Linked DNA regions of Homo sapiens: region 1 is linked to region 2. A link is a loop called in an ENCODE intact Hi-C map of the cell type or tissue named here. Cell type or tissue: CD4-positive, alpha-beta T cell. All regions are shown on one strand. Links, peaks and the distances in the headings refer to the core of each region. The heading gives the core; the rest is flanking DNA.

Region 1 (2,926 bases), core at 177-2,676, 150 kb after region 2:
GCCAAATATATAGAGGTCAAAAGACTGTAAAATTGACAACAGACTCCTAAACCATGCTCAATACACAAGTTAAGACACTCCATGTTCACCATTCCAGGAAATCGAAAGAAGAGAACATTTGAGTTTATGCCATAAATGCCTGAGATTTCACAGATGGCCCTCCCAAAATTAACTGAGCTTACTTGTAAAATTTCCCCTTACATCTAAGGGAAAAAAGGAGGACTAATATTTTGGTCATGAGAAAATTCATTTTCTAAAACCCAGTCCCATACATACAGATATTAAAACCCAAGCTCAGTGATCCTAACATGAGTGATCCTCTTTAAGAAACCACTACATTCTACCCCCACTTCAGAAGAGGGGCACTCATCACGGGGAGAATGTCCAAGAACCCCCTGGGCTGGGAAGATAGAGCAGCAGCAATCACTTTTTAAATGGGCATAGTGTTTAGCTCTCTACACTGAAGACCTCATTCAATTATTACCACAAATCTATTAAGGAGATGTTAATGGTATTACCCACAGGTGAATAAACAGACTTAGAGAGGTTAATAAGTTGTTCCCCTGATGTCATTTAGCTAGTAAGATGAAGAGTTGAGGTTCAGATATTAGATATGTTGGAAGGCTTAAATAATAATTTCACTTGCGTCCTTGTGAAGAGACCACCAAACAGTCTTTGTGTGAGCAATAAAGCTTTTTATCACCTGGGTACAGGCAGGCTGAGTTCAAAAAGAGAGTCAATGAAGGGAGATGGGGTGGAGCTGTTTTATAGGATTTGGGTAATGGAAAATTACAGTCAAAGGGGGTTGTTCTCTGGCTGGCAGGGGTGGGAGTCACAAGGTGCTCAGTGGGGGAGCTTTTGAGCCAGGATGAGCCAGGAGAAGGAATTTCACAAGGTAATGTCATCAGTTAAGGCAGGAACAGGGCATTTTCACTTCTTTTGTGATTCCTCAGTTACTTCAGGCCATCTGGATGTATACGTGCAGGTCACAGGAGATATGATGGCTTAGCTTGGGCTCAGAGGCCTGACAAATAAAATATGTATACATTACCTAATAAAATACTAGTATTTAGTAGGCATTGAACAAAGGGTAGATCCTTACATAAGCTGGTTTTCCAACAATCATAATGGAAGAAGGATCTGATAGCTAGGTGAAAGACTGTTTTCATCATGACAAGAAATCTTCCTGGGGGACTCAAAACTACTCAATTGCTGTGTTAAATTCATGCTGAACAGTTACTTTAAGTGGATATTACAACCTCCTACTTATCCTCATCTTCTCTTCAAAAATCGAGCTATTTGCAGATTTTGGCTGATGATGGGAGGTTGTACAGAATAAAGAAAATAGATTCAGGCCCATTAACTCCTCACAAAATGTATGATATTTCTTGATGTATTCATTCAACACTTTAGCTTTGTCTTCACTGGAGATAGACTGGCATTGAGAAAAAATGTTGGTGTATAAAATGGAAGATGACTCAAATTCGACATTCTGTTGCTGACAGTTCAGCTTTATAAAGTTTAGAAATAGTTTAATTAAAGTATCTGGGCAGGGTAGAGGATTACTTGGATTTGATAGTGCTAGGATTTCTCACTAGATGGCGCTACTGATCTTATTTTAGTTTTTCTCTTCCTGCCTCCTCCTCTCACCCTCTTGACAGCTTTATTTTATTTATTTATTTATTTATTTATTTATTTTTTTGAGACGGAGTCTCGCTCTGTCGCCCAGGCTGGAGTGCAGTGGCGGGATCTCGGCTCACTGCAAGCTCCGCCTCCCGGGTTCACGCCATTCTCCTGCCTCAGCCTCCCAAGTAGCTGGGACTACAGGCGCCCGCCACTACGCCCGGCTAATTTTTTGTATTTTTAGTAGAGATGGGGTTTCACCGTTTTAGCCGGGATGGTCTCGATCTCCTGACCTCGTGATCCGCCCGCCTCGGCCAGCTTTATTTTTATACTCGCATAGAACCATGGAAATGTGACCTGTTTCACAATTTCTGTAGTAGGTTTCATATATGTTACAATGTTACCATACTCCCGATAATGAACCAGAAGAGCTCATACCGAGAATTGAAAGGGAAAGATGGTAGGAAGGGGTTGTGGGCCTATAAGGGAGACATCTTCCTTCCCTCTGGGTTCCCCAGGTGCAGTGCTTTTGTAAGAAAGGTATAAAGAGTGGTTCCTGGTTCTGAAGAGCTTGCTAAAAGAGAAAACACTCTAAAAGCATCTTGCTGAGGGCATGGACTGTCCTCACAGTACTTCATGGCCAGGCAGAATTAGGTTCCAATCTTTTACCTACAAAAGGAAGAGCAATAACACTTTATAAGGATTAAACATGATGTCACATGTAAAATGCTTAATGATACACCTAAGTTCTCAAAAATGAGTAGCGCTTATAATTATGGTTTTTTGTTTACTACAGTAAGAAAACATACAACAGAAACCTGCCTGATAAAAAAAAAAATTAAAGTGTTAAGAATTTTTAAGCCTAAGAAACTTAGTGGTAAGGGAATGAAACAAGAATATTTGCTGAGTGCTTGCTATGTTCCAGAAGCTCATTTAAAACTTCAAAATAGGCCTATGGAGTTGGTATTGTTATTATCCTCATTTAATAGATAAGGAACCTAAGACCAAGGTCACACTGTAAGTGGCAAAGCTTGAATATGAACTCAAGCCTTGTGGCTCCAAAGCCCACAAGTTTAACCAAAAACCAGAGTGCCCATGAAGCTTTTAAAAAGAGACTGACTTGGATAGATAAACTGTGCTACATCCACGTAATAAATATTACTCAGCAATAAAAAGCAGTGACTACAAATGAATACAACAAATGCCTATACTAAGTGAAAGAAGCCAGATTCAAAAAGCTATATTTAGACTGATTCCATTCATATAACATTCTGGAAAAGGCAAAACTACAGAAACAGATTAA
Region 2 (2,926 bases), core at 96-2,595:
TATACATAGAGAGAACTTTACATATATAAATGTATGTGTGTATATGTATGTGTGTATATGCCTATAGATATCTTTATATCCAGGAAGAGACATATATATATAGACACATGTAGATGTATATAACTGTATTGATTTATCTATCTGTATACCTACACACACACATATACACACACACACACACGTATATATGTTCATGTCTTTGGGTGTGGGATATCAGAAGCTCAGTTTGGACTATGTATGTGATATGAAAGTAGTATATACAGCAATTCTCCATTAGCTGGTAGTAGACTAGAAATATATTATCTATTGCCCAGTAGAATTTCCATTAGGATCCTTGCATTTTTCGTTTTCTTATAATCTAATTTTCTGCTTTTTATTTTTAAAAAGATAGTAGCTGCATCAAAGTAGTTTGTTTTGGTTTTTGTTTTTTGTGTCAAGGTTGACTATGGCGGATCATTCAGCAGATGTAAGTACGTGTTCACTTGAATTAAACAGCATTGTAAACAACTTCAAATTACTAAGTAAAGGTATTTATTTGAAACATAGAAATACTAAAAAAAATTAATGTCATGGGGAAAAATGCTGGTTTATTACAGAATATCAATATAACTGATGTAATGAATTTAAAACATTAAGCCAAATGACGTTGATTTATATTGCATTGCAGGTAAAATAGACAATCAAATGTACTCTGTCCATCCCAGTCTCAGTGTATCAATTAAAGCAACTCTTGGAGTCTACCAGTCACCATACAGTGGCTCTGTTCCAAACTATCAAAAAGGGAAGATTTTGTCAAGAGGAACTACTTGGCTACATTTTCCAAGCATCTATTGTTATCTATCTAAGCATTCGGTCTCTTCAGACGAAAAAACAGAAGGAAATTATTAAATGTTTGACAAGTTGATAATTTAGGATCACTGTATGTCACTGTATAAGAATTGCCTATTCTTACTCTATTCCCAATCTCTGAGGGAAGTGGCAATATGATTCTAGATTATTTAGAACAATAAAAATCTATACACGGAAGCTGCGTCTAAGAAACGAATATATAGTGCTTTGCACTCGACTGGCCCATTGTCAGCATCCCGCACTTGTTCTTTACCTAACTTGTGTGGCTTGCATATTGCAATCTGTATTACAATCCAGACGCGCTCTGCAGATTACAGATTGGATCCACAGAAAGCAGTTTGGATGGTTGAAATTCCCTCCACCAGAGGGCGACTCAGAGCTTTCCCCTGTAGCTCAGAGCTTTGTGGAAGGGGAACCCTGCTGCCTGTTCTTCCCCACAGCGACACTGACAAGTTGATCCAGCCGCGCTGGGCTCGAGCCTGTGCGGCAGGATGGAGCCAAGGGAGAGCGTGGTGCGGGGGCGTGGGGAAATCGGGTTGCCCCAGCCGTTACTGGTCCGCGCAGTCAGGGCATCCTCCGCATCCTCCACATCCTTCCATGGCTCTGAAGAATAAATTCAGTTGTTTATGGATCTTGGGTCTGTGTTTGGTAGCCACTACATCTTCCAAAATCCCATCCATCACTGACCCACACTTTATAGACAACTGCATAGAAGCCCACAACGAATGGCGTGGCAAAGTCAACCCTCCCGCGGCCGACATGAAATACATGGTGAGAAAGAACCAGGGCTGGGCTCTTAAATCCCTGACTCATCCTGAGGTATCTGGGTGATAAATTTCACGGACTTAACTTGTACTAATTCAATCCGGACTTTACATATATGCAGTTAAAAAGAAAAAAATTCACACCTTGGTTGGGCTGTCTCCTCCAGAGTCATAGGAGTGAACAAGAAAGGAAGACTTGAAGCTGTTCCTTGCCTCTTGCGGGGAAGGTGGGGATGCTGGAGCAGTGTTTGGAAGTTGCTTTGTTGCACCACTAAAGTTATAAGTACTGAACACAGGATTATTTTGTTTTCTTTCTTCCATTTTTTAGCTAGCAATTTCCACCCCCCACAACCAAGATACAAGATACCAAAGAAATAGCCCAGGAATGGAGATTCTCTTGTTCTCTTACTTATTTTTATATCATATGAATCCAAGATCAAAACAACACTTCATGTGTAGTATTATTTGAAAAAAATACAGTACTCTATTGAAGAATAAGCATAAAAAGCATTGGATTATTAAATAATCCATAGAATTTACAAAATTTTAAATACTTGACTATGAATTGTATGATTGGAAATTTCCCTTGCATTGTAACTTTTTCTTGTTTATAAATGCATCACTATGAGCATAAACGTTGATAGTATTAGTCTATTTTATGTGCTATGCAGATGTAGATACAGTATAACTCATATCTATTCCAGCTTTCTTCTTTTCTATCCAGTGGAAAACAAAAGTAATTATAAAATCACAACTCAGGCATTAAAATAAGTTCAAAACTGTACTAGTCTACTGTATAAGAAAATTATATTTTGATGGAGAAAGATTCAAATATGTATCAGAAATGAAACAAGAATAAACTAATCTCTTTAATGCAGAATTGTTAAGATATTTTAATATATAATGTTTACCAGCTTGGGGTTGTCCAAGGCATAAATTAACTAGAAATAAATCTTCAACGGAATTCAGAAATACTAATATTAGTATTAATATGGTTGATGCCTTTAGAGTTTTATTGTAAATGTATGATAAAAAAGAGTAAATGTGGGGTTAAATATAATAAATGTTCTTTATATTTCTTTTGTACTCATTGACTATTTAAAGCAAAATATGATAACAATGAATTGTGGAGTTTATAATAATGTAGAAACTAAACACATTATAACCAATGCATAAAAAATGAAGTGAAGTGTCAATAGAATTATTCTGCTGAAAGTTCCTTATATTGTTAAGAATCACAATAATATTTCTGGATGGACCGTGAGAAGTTAAGAATGCATATTTTAATATCTAGGATAACCATTAAAAATATA

The links. A loop is a pair of places that touch in the nucleus more often than their neighbours do. Peaks named below come from ENCODE experiments on the same cell type or tissue, not always from the same donor. Only the 100,000 strongest peaks of a DNase experiment are listed, where the experiment ranks them.
Region 1: it touches region 2 in a loop (5-fold over the local background); 42 of 110 quality-filtered maps call a loop at or near these places.

Annotation. Positions count from the first base shown.
Region 1 is chr12:75,483,867-75,486,792 of GRCh38, forward strand. The region is part of intron 2 of GLIPR1 (GLI pathogenesis related 1); the gene reads left to right. GLIPR1-AS1 (GLIPR1 antisense RNA 1) reads right to left here. Exons shown (of 2, transcript XR_007063373.1): 2 at 1-2,292. Among named protein-coding and RNA genes, the nearest start is that of GLIPR1-AS1, 4.5 kb to the right of the region's middle. RefSeq lists a silencer at 1,514-1,683. In CD4-positive, alpha-beta T cell, for the core only: a CTCF peak has its summit at 1,571 (motif pointing right); a DNase peak (open chromatin) is centred at 1,595; H3K4me3 peaks cover 150 bases.
Region 2 is chr12:75,333,283-75,336,208 of GRCh38, forward strand. GLIPR1L1 (GLIPR1 like 1) reads left to right here and starts at 1,388. Exons shown (of 6, transcript NM_001304964.2): 1 at 1,388-1,620. The coding sequence starts at 1,447. It also overlaps a transcript of CAPS2 not described here. RefSeq lists a silencer at 1,125-1,234. In CD4-positive, alpha-beta T cell, for the core only: a CTCF peak has its summit at 1,230 (motif pointing right); a DNase peak (open chromatin) is centred at 1,239; H3K4me3 peaks cover 628 bases; H3K27me3 peaks cover 634 bases.